2 separate regions of the Homo sapiens genome follow, and region 1 is linked to region 2. The links are chromatin contacts, found by Hi-C or POLR2A ChIA-PET in ENCODE. All regions are on one chromosome and are shown on one strand. Each heading gives the region's core, a stretch centred on a gene start or an enhancer-like site at or near the end of the contact. The rest is flanking DNA. Distances are from core to core; before and after follow the strand shown. Region 1 holds the start of RFTN2 (raftlin family member 2). Region 2 overlaps RFTN2 (raftlin family member 2).

What was found. A loop is a pair of places that touch in the nucleus more often than their neighbours do. ChIA-PET counts read pairs that join two places held with the same protein, here RNA polymerase II (POLR2A). Pooled maps may share reads with other maps.
Region 1: a loop to region 2 is called in a pooled map of heart right ventricle, with 1.8 times the contacts of the local background. The contact joins the promoter of RFTN2 here to the enhancer-like site in region 2. A Hi-C loop is called at or near these places in 1 of 50 pooled maps. POLR2A ChIA-PET finds 5 or more read pairs at or near these places in 6 of 52 experiments (BJ, H1, WTC11 and 3 more).

The regions. Positions count from the first base shown.
Region 1 is chr2:197,670,292-197,677,137 of GRCh38, forward strand. RFTN2 (raftlin family member 2) reads right to left here and starts at 5,296. Exons shown (of 9, transcript NM_144629.3): 1 at 5,029-5,296. The coding sequence starts at 5,167.
Region 2 is chr2:197,596,273-197,602,970 of GRCh38, forward strand. All of the region lies in intron 7 of RFTN2 (raftlin family member 2), which reads right to left. Among named protein-coding and RNA genes, the nearest start is that of RFTN2, 76 kb to the right of the region's middle. Within about 2 kb of position 3,482, at least 2 of the 41 ENCODE cell types and tissues checked have a DNase peak (open chromatin) inside an H3K27ac peak, as active enhancers do.

The sequences.
Region 1 (6,846 bases), core at 4,046-6,545, 76 kb after region 2:
TTTTGGAGTTCCGGGTTGTTTACACCTTTGGGCTATTACAAACAACACTTCTATGAACATTCTTGTAGTGCCTCATGATGCACATGTACACTCATTTCTGTTGGGTATATCTTTAGCTAAGTAGATAATGCCAAACAATTTTTTCCCTCAATGATTCTAACAGTTTACCCACACTGGTGTTTAAGACCAGTCTGGGCAACATAGCAAGACCTCCATCTCTACAAAAAATTAAAAAATAAGCCAGGCATGGTGGCACATGTGTAGTCCCAGCTACTCCAGCAGCTGAGGCAGGAGGATTGCTTGAGCTTGGGAAGTCATGTCTACAGTGAGCTGTGACTGAGTCACTGCACTTCAGCCTGGGTGACAGAGTGAGACCCTGTCTCAAAAAAAAAATCTATTTCAATTCCTTCTTGAAATTTTCACAGTCAGCTGTGCATCTATAAACTGCCTCTACTAAGATCTTCCACTGCCACCTCAAATGCAACATGACTGCAATGAAATTGCTCTTTGACCACAGACGGACTCCCTTTGGAGTGCCCCTCCTTCTGTAAGAGGACTCATTATTTCCATAGCCACTCAGGCTCAAAACTGGGAAGTCATCCTGGATTCCTCATTCTTTCTGTCCCTTCAAATCCAGCCAGTCACAGGCTAAGTTCCTCCTTTGTAACATCTGTCATATCTACCCCTTGTATCCTATCCCTGTTACTGCCCTTCACCCACAGGTCCTCATCATCATTAGCCTTGACTTCTTGCCTCCATCCCTTCTCACTGCAATTCCACATGAATCTTCTTAAAACACTCTTCTGCATCTATCAACTACTTGTTCAAAAAGCCTTTACTGCCATTTATCTTCCATAGAATTAGGTCTTAACTCCCTGGCTAAGCCAGAACCTTCCCATTTCCCATCAGTTTAGAATCTTACTTCCTGCTTCCTCCCTAGAAAACCTCCTTTAGCTCACTGCTCTGTTCACCAGCCCTTGAACTTACTCCAATCTCTTAATCTTTTTCTGTTTAAGCCACTTTCTTCAAGGGTCAGTTAAAGTCCTAACTCTAGTTCCAACTGATCCTACTCAAAATTGATTTCTCCTTTTTCTGATACTTGTTGTAGCACACTATTTCCTCCACATGTACCTTGTATTGTAATTTTTTGTTCATTCACTCATTCAACAAAGAATATTGACCATCACTCATATTCCAAACATCGTGCTGGACACAGGGTGTACAAAGATGGAGATGATATAATTCCTAACCTTGATGAGTTCATGACCTTGTCCAGTTTGACCGAGTTGAATACAAAATATCCGAGGGCAGAAACTGTCTTATTCTTTTTTATATTTCCAATGCTAATCAGCATTTTTTACAGAGTACAATTCCTGTTAATGGTGATGATGAAAGACAAATAGAATTTCTTGTTCTAATAATAATGAAGCAAGCTAGAGGCTAGCAAAATTTCACTCACATTTTATGTAATTCTACCAGAAATTCAGATAAGGAAGCTACCATCCAATTTTCTGTTGGGTTTTAGTATTGTAGAACCTCTTTTTACTCATAAAGCTATAAATGCTGTAAAAATTCTTAAGGCTACTATTATTCAGATTGTTTCCTGGAATTATACAAGGAGGTAAATTAATCCTTTTGGATCACTTGTAGAGTTATTTTAACTTTTTGTTAAGAAACCCTGTAACATACTCATATACATACATCATATGCTCTCATAAACACATATAAATGGATATACTATAAGAAATCTCTAGACTATTTTGAATTTTCACTAATAAGCAGGAATAATGAATTGTTACTTTATCATAATACAGTGAAAGAAATCATTACTATACAATAATCCAGAAAAATATAAACATTTTACCAAAACCTCATTAGTGCAGTTGGTAGACTTGGCATAAAGTTCCAGAAAAATTCGGCCTACCTAGATGAAACTTTAAATTTCTTGAAAGAAGGGGCTATGTGTTTTATTTCTTTTATAGTACCTAAGATACCCAGCATAGCAGCGCAATCAGGAGCTACTCCAAACACATTTGTCGAGTTGTAGTTGCACAAACTAATAATTTTATGGCCAGAATAAGAAAAATGTGTATGAACCTTTGAAGAGAACATATAAGTAACCAATACTTGATGATTATGTATCAGAGGGGAAATGCAGGAATTATTTTAATGACCTCAATAGGTTGGTCAAAAAGCATCCTGCAGGAGCTGGGTTTAAAGGAGGAATGTGGAGACAGAGGGTATTCTCAGAGGAAGGATCATAACAGTTAATCTTTATCAAGTGCTTACTAACTGCCAGATACCTTTCCAAGTAGATCATCTTATATTAGGTCCTTTGATCCTTAAAACAACTCTGTGACGTCAGCACCATGAGAATACCCATTTTATAGATGAGGAAACTGAGATAGAGCAACATTTACAAATTTGCCACAGTTTTCAGCCTAGATTCAGGACCCCAAAACTATGACTCCAGAGTTTTGTATGCTTCAAGTCTATGCTATGATTTCTCCTATAGAGATGTAAATAATGATTCAAAGGCCAAAAAGAAAAAGAAAAGTGTGGGGAAGGGAGAGGGAGAGAGACAGAGACAGAGAGATAAGGAGAGAATGGGAGGTGTAAGTTGTTTTGTTTTCTGGGTGGAGCTTTGAAAGTGATATATAATTGAATGGAAAATAAATAAGTTGTTCTAGAAAGTTATAACCACCATAATGCAGGACAGGGCACTGTGGATTTTCAGAGGGTCTCCTCCTCCTGCCCCCATTGGATCTACTTTCTGTGCCATGGCCTCTATTTGGAAAAAACAGAGGAAAATAATGTAAGAGACAGGCTCATCATGAGCACACACAGCTGTCACCAGGCCATTTTATTTCCTGAAAGGTTGCTCATTCCATGGTGGCCTCTGACAGGCAGGAGGTGCCACTATTCAAGCCTCCTCCCAGCAACCCAGGACAGAATTACCGGTGCCAAACAGAAAGCTGGCATGTTTTAACCCACCCATGACCCACTCCTATATACACTGGAGTGGCAGCCGGAGGTCAGAGACAACAGAAGAGCAGCAGGGAAACTATGACCTGGAAGGTAGTTTGCGGAGTTGGGCTGATGCTGAGTCCTGGCTTCTGAAGCAAAGGCAATGGGGAAGACAGAAACAAAGAAAAAACTAAAACAAAAACATGGGGAAAAATTGGAGCGCAATGGGGCACCAGGAGACTAGGCGCCTGTACCAAATAGGATCCAGGTGCAGCTTTAAAGTATGTGCCTGCTTTATGTGTTAACATTTGCACACTCTGCCCATACTTAAACTTTTACAGTGTAATACTCTGTTATCTCTTCTAAGCACCTAGAGTGGAAGGTAGAAATTATACTCCTTTCACAGAGAGAAGGGCTTCTGAGAATAACAAAACCCAAGTGACTTTTGAATAAAGCTGCAGATCTTTCTGATTCAAGGATGACTGCATTTATACAAATTTGTTTGAGATGTTAACATTGTTGGAAGGAAATGAATCAGAAAAACTTTTCAAGTTACTTTAAACCCTATGATCCTACAATGGGTTGTGCAGAGAATCCTAAAGTACAGATCAAAATGGTTCTGACCTAAATTCATGAATACACAGTGTTTCAAGGTTAAGGAGAGTATGTGTCTGTCTCCTATGGATGTACAGAAACGAGTCCTAAAAAAAAATTGATGAGGAAAATCAATGGTGTGAACATAGCACCACATTACAAATATTTTCTCAAATGAAGGTTTTTGAAAAAGTATAGAAAAAATTCAAACGGTTGTTTGGTTACTTCTCTGATAATTGCTATTATCTTAATCCATTTTTAACATTCATAATTTAAAAGAAAATTAAGAAATTAAGAATATTAATTTTTTTCTTTTGGTAGCCTTAGCTTTAAACAAAAATAGGATATGAACATGTTAAAAGTCTATGTACAGATTTTGTGTATGTCCCTGGAAGGGAGTTTGTTTGCTGGCCAGCTTAATTTTTGACAAAGAAAAATGGGCTGCTCTTGCTTCTTGCACAAAGATGCACTGTTTCTAGAGCAAAGCAAAAAAAAAAAAAAAAAAAAAAAAGAAAAGAATGTGTGTAAACAAAAAATTTGGAAAAAAATTAAGATAATATTCAACATGATAATTTAGTATAAACTTTTTGTGAATTGATAAAATGTGTGGCTCATTAGAATTAAAAATATAACTATAATAAGAATTTTACTAATATCTGATAACTTTAACAGCAAGCAAAGCACTCTAAATTTCATTTTTACTACTTCATAATTAAAGATATAGCTTTTTTAAAAAGCTGCTTTGTCTGTGCAGTTGTACAGTACTCTAAAGTTTCCAAAAGAAATGAGGCAAAGTATTTGTGAAATCGAGCCACCTCGATTCCTTCCACAGAGCTGCCATCTGGGCTTGTTTATTTGTGTTTCCAACTTTCTGGAACAGAGAGTTTCTCTGTTAGGGACAGGGCACTGAGCAAAGGAAGTGTCTTACAGAAGGCTATCTTTTTTTTTTTTTTAACTACATTTTCAAAACTTATAGTTTAGTTTGGTCAAAAATATCAAATGACTACCATAATCACAGAGTCTAACACAATTGGAAGCCTCAGAATTGTCTTAGCAAACACTCTTCCACGATATGATGCAAGTAATATTTACTACATAATACCTTATTGTGATTTTCAAATCTTTTTCAAAATACAAACTGTCACTAAGGCTATATAGCTATTTGTCCTGGAAATCAAGCATTTTTCATAAATCCTTCTATAAATAAGTATTTGATTTAAAAATGAAAGAAGTATTTCCAAGCAATTTCCCTAATTTTAGAAGGTACATATGAGCCATGTTACCAAAATACGAAGCAATCAACAAAACAAAAATCTTACAAAGTATAATTAAGAAGCGAAGCATTATTGTTTGAATATACAATCTCATTATGAAGAACAGTTTAAAAATTTATTAAGTCAACACTTAAAAATGACTAGTAGTCTCATCTCTGAAACATTTAACAAACAAAATAGAAGCAAAAAGTACCTTGTAGAGTAAAATCCAGCAATACATATTCGTAAGCAAATTCTGTCTTTGTTTCCACTTGCGGTCTCTTCAGGGTAGAAAATATTTTTCCAGGGCTGCTATCATCAGGGTCTTCTAGCTTTCTAAGTCCGCACCCCATGGCAAAATCTGTAAGGAATTAAATTGCAGGAAAGGGGAGGGAGAGCAGCAAATTCTGTTGTTTAAGCTGCAAAAAGAAAGTTACAGACTTAACTGCTTTGATTTTGTTTTCAGCTAAACTATAGATAACCAAAAAAAAAAAAAAAAGCAAAAACCAAAAAAAAAAAAAAAACCCAAAAAAAACCATCTGGGTCCAAAGAAAGGAGTTGAAGAATTTTTCTATCCATTTTTCTGTAAAGTCATTGAACCCATGATTAAGCTACAGCTCCAGGAGGCTGGGCTTGATCTTAGAGAAACATGCAAGCTGCTACAACTTAGCGGAGAATTTCCATGCCACGTCAATTTACAGCCAGCCCCCTACCAGAGTTCTGTCGCTCAGGGCACCAGCGGTGCTTTGTCTATTCCAGTTGGCTGGATGATAAAAAGAGGTGTCCAAAAACGGAAATAAAAAGGCAAAAGGGCAACTTGGATGTAATTATCTACAAGTAGAAGATATATTCAGACATAGTGGCACACAATTCTTTTTCTGTTTTCCCTCTCCTCTCTGTCCTGCGCCTACCCTCCTTCCTCTCAACTACTACCAAGAAAGAAAAAGGAGAGAGAGAGAGAGAGGCAGTAGGGGGGTGGAGAGAGAGACAGAGAGAGAGAGGGAAAAAGAGAGAGAGAGAGTGAAAGAGAGAGAGAGAAAGAAAGAAAGAGAAAAATGAAAAGAGTGGATTCTCAACATATTTAGAAACAAAAATCATTTCCAGAAAGGAAGTCAGCTTTATGAGGAAACTATTTCTGGAGTCTAAAAGGAGGAAAGTAAAGTTTAAAAAAACAGCCCTTTAAGTCTTTAGTTAGTACTTTTGAGGATTTCTTTCCATATGAAGTTTCTTTCTGTTGGAAAAAATCATATGCTAATTAAAACAGCAAAGTATAAAAAATTTATATTAAAATATTTTTATAAAAAAGACTTTACTTAATTGCAAAGGAGAGACAGTTATGTGTGTAATTAGTTTCCCCAACATCCTTAAATAGTTTAAAACACTCTACTATTAGAAGGCTTATGATAGCAACTAATACTTCTATAGGTCTCAAAGTATCCTTAATTAAAAAATAAAACAAAACTGACAACTTGATTCATTTAATTTTTTTTTTTTTGAGATGTGGTCTTGCCTGTCACCTAGGCTAGAGTGCAGTGGCAAAATCATGGTTCACTTCAGCCTCGACCTCCCGGGCTCAAGCCATCTTCCCACCTCAGCTTCCCAAGTAGCTGAGACCACAGGCTTCAATGTGATTGAAAAAATTTTTCAGGCTTGTATTCTCTAGAATCTCAACTGTGATAAGGGTTTATTTTGTAAATAATGGAAGCAGTGGCAGAATCACATGCAACCACATCTGGCTCATTTTTGTATTTTTTTGTGGAGATAGGGTCTCACTATGTCACCCAGGCTGGTTTTGAAATCCTCAGCTAAAGTGATCCTTCTGGATCGGCTTCCCAAAGTACTGGGATTACAGGTGTGAGTCACTGCACCAGGGCCATTCAGTCTTATAAACTGCCATTTACCGGAGGTCAAGAATAATTTATAATGGACCAATTGTAATGAACGTTTATTGTATTTTACCCTTTACAGGTCAGGAAGTATGGTGCGCTCATCAAAACTGTGAGCCCTGGAATCAGGCTGCCTGGGTTCAAAT
Region 2 (6,698 bases), core at 2,232-4,731:
ACCCCTAAAAACTGAATATGGTCACTATAAAAGGAAATAATTTTAATGTTTAAAGACACTTGTAATCTCACCAAGCTAACATCAATATTTTCATTTCTTTGTTTCCCCTCTTAGTCTTTATCAGCTTGTGTAATTTGCATGTCTGTGATCACTGCACATTTATATTTTGTTTCTATGCCCTTCACTGAATGCTCTTTTCCTTGTTTGTACACTGTAATCCTATTTTTAATGGTTGCATAATAACTCAAAGAATTAAGATACCAAAATGTACTAAGCCTTTCTTTTATTATTGGAAAATAAGGTTGCTTCCAGTTTCTTGCCAGTTATAAATATATGATGCTATTATAAAAAATATGTATCATATTCCTCTTATGAATTATTTTCTTGAAATGAATACTTAGGAGTGGGATTATTAGGTCAAATCTTATGATTTAAGCTTCTTGGTATGCATTGTCAAACTTGCCTTATAAACAGAAGAGACTAATTTAGGCTGCCACATGTGAGAAAATTTACATCCATTTTCAATTGAGGGACTTCAACTATAGCTAGATTTATTTTCAGATGCTTCTTTGTAGTCAGCTACTCAGTATTCTCCTTATTTAACTATCATCATGGCAAATTACCCCTTGCCAAAGACTGCTTGGGGTTTGTATTCCTCTGAAATGCTTTTCACAGAGTCTCCATGGATTTATGGGGAGGAGTGTCTGTAGCTAATGTTGCTCAGTTACGACTTTTATTATGCAAAAAACCCCAACAAAACCTTACTATTAGCTGCATTTTATGCTGAGCCCTTTTTCTGGAAAATGAATGCAACACTGAAACTCTGGCTTTAGAGTTATATGTCAACTGCATACCATTTGAAAATCCCAGCCTTACTGATACCACTGAATTTTGAGAAATATCAAATCTTCCTCAAAGTGATAACAGGAGACTGCTTCTTTTTTATTTTTGAAAGGCTGTTTCTAGTCTAATCTCATTCCATTTTGACCTTATCTTTGATTGGAACAAAAAACTTTTATAAAATATGTAGTAACTTTGGGAACAAATCATCATGAGGCTTTGGTACACGGGCGGGATTAGCATGTGTACAGAAAAAGCTGGTCACATGTTTTGGGAGCATGAAGTGTGCTGGAAAAAGCCATGGCTTTGGAACCAGACAGTTCCTGGGTTCAAATCCAAACTCTGTCATAGTACCTAATAGCTGACGCCTTTAATCATTTAATCCGTAAATTGTGTTTTCTTTTTCTTTCTTTCTTTTTTTTTTGAGATGGAGTTTTGCTTTTGTTGCCCAGGCTGAAGTGCAGTGGCGTGATCTCGGCTCACCGCAACGTCACCTCCTGGGTTCAAGTGATTCTCCTCCCTCAGCCTTCCGAGTAGCTGGGATCACAGGCATGTACCACCACACTGGTCTAATTTTGTATTTTTAGCAAAGACGGGGTTTCTCCATGTTGGTCAGGCTGGTCTCAAACTCCCGACCTCAGGTGATCCGCCTGCCTTGGCCTCCCAAAGTGCTGGGATTACAGGTGTGAGCCACTGCGCCCAGCCTCTCTGATTTTTTTCTATCAGGGACCTCAATAAGTGATAAGTGAAGAATAAGAGTGCATGAAGAGCCTCCCATTGTGCTTGCCACAAGAAGGAACACAACAACTGTGATTTCCTTCCACTTTTCCATTCATTTAGTGAAATATAGGGTGCAGTTAAGGGAAGGGGAGAAAAGTTTCAGAATCAAGAATATCTTCCAGAGAGCAAATTCAAGGGACAGCAGGACATGGTGGTTCATGCCTGTAATCCTAGCACTTTGTGAAGCTGATGGAGGAGGATCCCTTGAGCCCAGGAGTTTGAGACTAGTCTGGGAAACATACTGAGACTCTTGTATCTACAAAATCATTAAAAGAAAATTATCCAAGTGTGGTGGTACATGCCTGTGGTCCCAGCTACTCGGGAGGCTGAGGTAGGAGGATCACTTGAGCCCAGAGGTTGAGGGTGCAGTGAGCTATTGATCACGCCACTGAACTCTACCATGGGTGACAGAAAGAGAACCTATCTTAAAAGAAAGAAAAGTAAAGAAAAAAGAAAAACAAATTCAAGGGACAGGGTACGTGGGAATGCAGAAGAGACCTTCTGGGTAATGTTCCAGGTGTGTGATCCAGGTGGAGAATTACATGAAAGAACCAGGTCTGGAACGATCCGAAGATGGGAAGCAGGGATCAGGGTAGAATTATTCTTCTTGAAGAGAAAGCAGGAACGCATTGGGGTAGGGATTGTTGGAGACCTTACAGGGAGTTCTTTCACACTAACTGTGGATGGGGCAATTCTGAATGCACTAAGATCTGATGTTTGACCTACGGCAGGCTTTACAAACTTTACCGTGCATTCCAAACATTGAGGTGCCTGTTGATTCCAGGGTCCACTCCAGTCTTTTGGAATCTCCATTTCACCAGGCTGCCCAGGTGGCCCTGATGCACAGTAAATTTGGGAACCATCACCAGAAGAGACAGACTTGGAAGTGTGGACTTCTCAGGCCTTGGGGATTACTTGGTGATACTTGCTACTATCAAAGGCATTCACTGTTTTCCTTGAATAATAAAACCCACCAACAGTTCCTGTTGGTATGGAGTGTGGAAACAAAAAGGGCTTATTTTCTGGAAGCATCCTTGATGTCTATTTTACCATATTCTTCTTCTTCTTTTTTTTTTTTTGACGGAGTCTCGCTCTGTCGCCCAGGCTGGAGTGCAGTGGCACGACCTCGGCTCACTGCAAGCTCCGCCTCCCGGGTTCACGCCATTTTCCTACCTCAGCCTCCCGAGTAGCTGGGACTACAGGCACCCACCACCATGCCCGGCTCATTTTTTGTATTTTTAGTAGAGACAGGGTTTCACCGTGGACTCGATCTCCTGACCTTGTGATCCGCCCACCTCGGCCTCCCAAAGTGCTGGGATTACAAGCGTGAGCCACCGCGCCCAGCCTTACCATATTCTTCTAATGTGACTTGTGTCCTTAAATGTTTTGGACAATTTTAGCTGGATAGGCTGCCTAGAGCCATGCTGAGGACACATATTTTTCACCATCTTTAGTTTACCAATTTATTCCTGACCTGACTTGTCTAAAATATAAACGAATTTGGAATGTGGGCGAGGAGTTACTTACTCCCTCTGCAGTGTGACACAATTTCTGGCAGCAACCCCAAATTATGAAAGAGTATCTCTACCAGCGGATCCCGAGGCAGTGTGAGAAGGAGAAAGAGGAAGGAGGTGGCTTATCAAAGGCTCGGTGGGTTGGAGGTGGAGGTAGGTGGGTTAGGGGTGTATGTCAAGGAAAAAAGTCCTCAGATGGTGTGAAGTACACTGCTCGATCCTGGGTTGAGAATCATTGCCTGTATGTTTGAAATAGGATTCTCTCTGCCAGCGTTCTACTTGATATTTAACACAGTATGCAGAGAGGTGAAACATGTGGCACAGGGGAGGGCGAACCCTCCACAGCTACTTCAGTGAGGCAAGAGCACTGTCAAACCTATCCCTCCTGTGGTGTGAAGGGGAATTGCCTCTGAAAGGGCAGAAGCTTTTTAAGCACGAGCTTGATTTTATTTTATATTTTATTTTTTTTGAGGCGGAGTCTCCACTCTGTTGCCCAGGCTGGAGTGCAGTGGTATGATCTGGGCTCACTGCAACCTCTGCCTTTCGGGTTCAAGGGATTCTCCTGCCTCATCGTCCCAAGTAGCTGGGATTACAGGCACACACCACCACATCTGGCTTTTTTTTGTATTTTTAGTAGAGATGGGGTTTCACCATGCTGGCCAGGCTGGTCTTGAACTCCTGATATCAGGTGATCCACCTGCCTCGGCCTCCCAAAGTGCCAGGATTACAGGCATGAGCCACCTCGCCTGGCCTAAGCACGAGCTTTAAAACTGTTCGGTTGAAACTGACGAGTAATGCCTTCCAGTGGCCCTATGGGGAGTGCTGTTTGGGGAGTCTAATGAGATAAAACAGCAAACATGGAGATGGTTTGTCAAAGGCTGACAACTTTAGACAGCATCCAGATGCTCAAATAAGACTTTGGAAGGTCAGCATCTGCCTACCTCTTGGGGACGTCCTCATAGTCAGATCCTTAATTTGAGATATGTCGGAAACTTCTATGTCCCTGGTTTTCTGAGGGCCATTTTGATTTAAAATAGGTCCTGCTACTTTCAGACCAGCTGTGAGACCATGTGGAACTTGTTTTGGTTTCGAGGCTCTAATCACGGTAGACCTAAGGGAAAGAGGTCTGAAGCCTTATAGAGGGACGCCTATTTGGTAAAGCAAGTAAGTCCCTTATGGTTCTCAGTGGTTCCTGAGATAATTCTATTTACAGAATTGGGATAGAATATTTTTCCCTTAGCAAACTGGTGGTCATTATGGCACCTGAGAGGATGTTTCAAATGCCCTGGATGGTTTCAGAGGACAGAGCCCACATCTCTTATTCCCTACAAAAAGGTTCATCCAAAAGGTGCTGTTAGTTAAGTAAGTGACTTAGTATCTTCCTGAGAGGGATTTAAGAATCTTCTGGTTCTGTTTTAGACTTTAATGGACAGTCATGCTTTGATGTATTAGAAAACAAAGGCAACTTTGGAAAATATGCTTGATTTAGAGATAGTAATTTAAATTCTGAAAAAGTTCTAGTACAAACTGTTTTGGTGACAAGTATAGAGAACAGTCTACAGAGAAGTGATGAGAACATTGACTAGTCCCTTCATCTCTGAGGGCAGCAGATGATCCCTGGTGCTGTGGTCAGCACGAGGGCACAGGCTGCATGAAGGACAGGTCAGCCAGGGCAGGCTGAGTTCTCTGCAGGCAGAAGTGGTTGAACATTGTCAATGAGATAGTAGATGTAAAGTTCCTACACCCTGGATATGGACCCTGGAGCATAGGAGATGCTCAGAAATGTTTCCTTTTCTCTTCCCTGCCTTCTTCTATGCATTTCATAAGAAAGCACAAAGAAGATTCTATGTGAATGTCATTTGAGGGAGAGGGATTTGCTGTGACAACAGCATGACTATCAAGAAGATTGGGTCTTCCCACTAACAGAAGATCTCTTGGACTAAACTAATAAAAACAACTTTGACTCCTGTAGTGCTCTCAGCGTTCCAAGTCCTTTCTGTGTACATTAACATGCTTGTTTCTTATGATAATCCTTTAAGGTGTGCAGAGCAGACATTTTCTCTATTTTATGGATAGGGAAATTGAGACTCAGCTTTTAAGACCTTTGTCTTGGGTCTCCTCTAGTTCCCACTCTTTCTACAATACTGCATTAGCTCTACAAGCAAATGTAGAGTGACTACATTTGCTTGTAGAGCTCACTGAAGCCCTGACTACAGGAAGATGTGGGTTAGTTTAATTCTATTCTGACTAGAAAACTTTATAATTAGTGGATAAGTCTAAGCTTATTTTACCAAATTCCAGATTTTTATTTAGCATCCTAAATTAAGCATTCCACCTTATAATGTTCAGAAGTTATAGTGGAGAATAATGAAGAAAATAAACACAAATGTTCATTTTTCTTGGGCCAATTAGACTACTTAAGCAAACCACACAGGTCCTGATGTTAGTGTGGCAAACGGAAGAAGAGACAGGAGCAAGTTCATGATCCGTGGTATTAAAGTGTGACATAAAAGATTAATCATTGAAAGCTTTGCCTTAAAATTCCCCCAAATGAATTCAGTTTTGTTCAACAGTGACTAGTACTAGTTGTAAAAACAAACAAGCAACAAAAATGAAACTAAAAAAAAGTTCTATTTATAGTTTGACACTATCTTTTTTTTATTATTATTATTATTTTGAGATGGAGTCTTGCTCTGTCACCCAGGCTGGAGTGCAGTGGCGTGATCTTGGCTCACCGCAACCCCCACCTTGTGGGTTCAAGTGATTCTCCTGCCTCAGCCTCCCAAGTAGCTGGGACTACAGGCGTGCGCCATTATGCCTGGCTAATTTTTTTTTTGTGTTTTTAGTAGAGACAGGGTTTCACTGTGTTGGCCAGGCTGGTCTCAAACTCCTTACCTCAGGTGATCTGTCTGCCTTGGCCTCCCAAAGTGCTGGGATTACTGGTGTGAGTCACTGCCCCCAGCTGATAATTAAATTAAAAAAATTTTTTTGTAGGAAGTTACAAGGACAACTTGAACTTCTTCTTGGTTCAATATGTGCCCATAATTTCAAGCATCTTTGAGAGCTATAGTACTTAGAATTTATGGATAGGTGGGAGAAAGTTGTTCTACATTCTTTAAGATATAAAAGCCAAGATCTTTTTTTTTTTGGTGAGATGGAGTCCTGCTCTGTTGCCAGGCTAGAGTGCAGTGACGTGATCTTGGCTCACTGCAACCTCTGTCTCCCAGGTTCAAGTGATCCTCCTGCCTTAGCCTCCTGAGTAGCTGGGACTACAGGTGTGCGCCACCACCATTTGACCCAGTCATCCCATTACTGGGTATATACCCAAAGGATTATAAATCATGCTGCTATAAAGACACATGCACACGTATGTTTATCGCGGCACTATTCACAATAGCAAAGACTTGGAACCAACCCAAATGTCCAAAAATGATAGACTGGATTAAGAAAATGTGGCACATATATGCCATGGAATACTATGCAACCATAAAAAATGATGAGTTCATGTTCTTTGTAGGGACATGGATGAAGCTGGAAACCATCATTCTCAGCAAACTATCACAA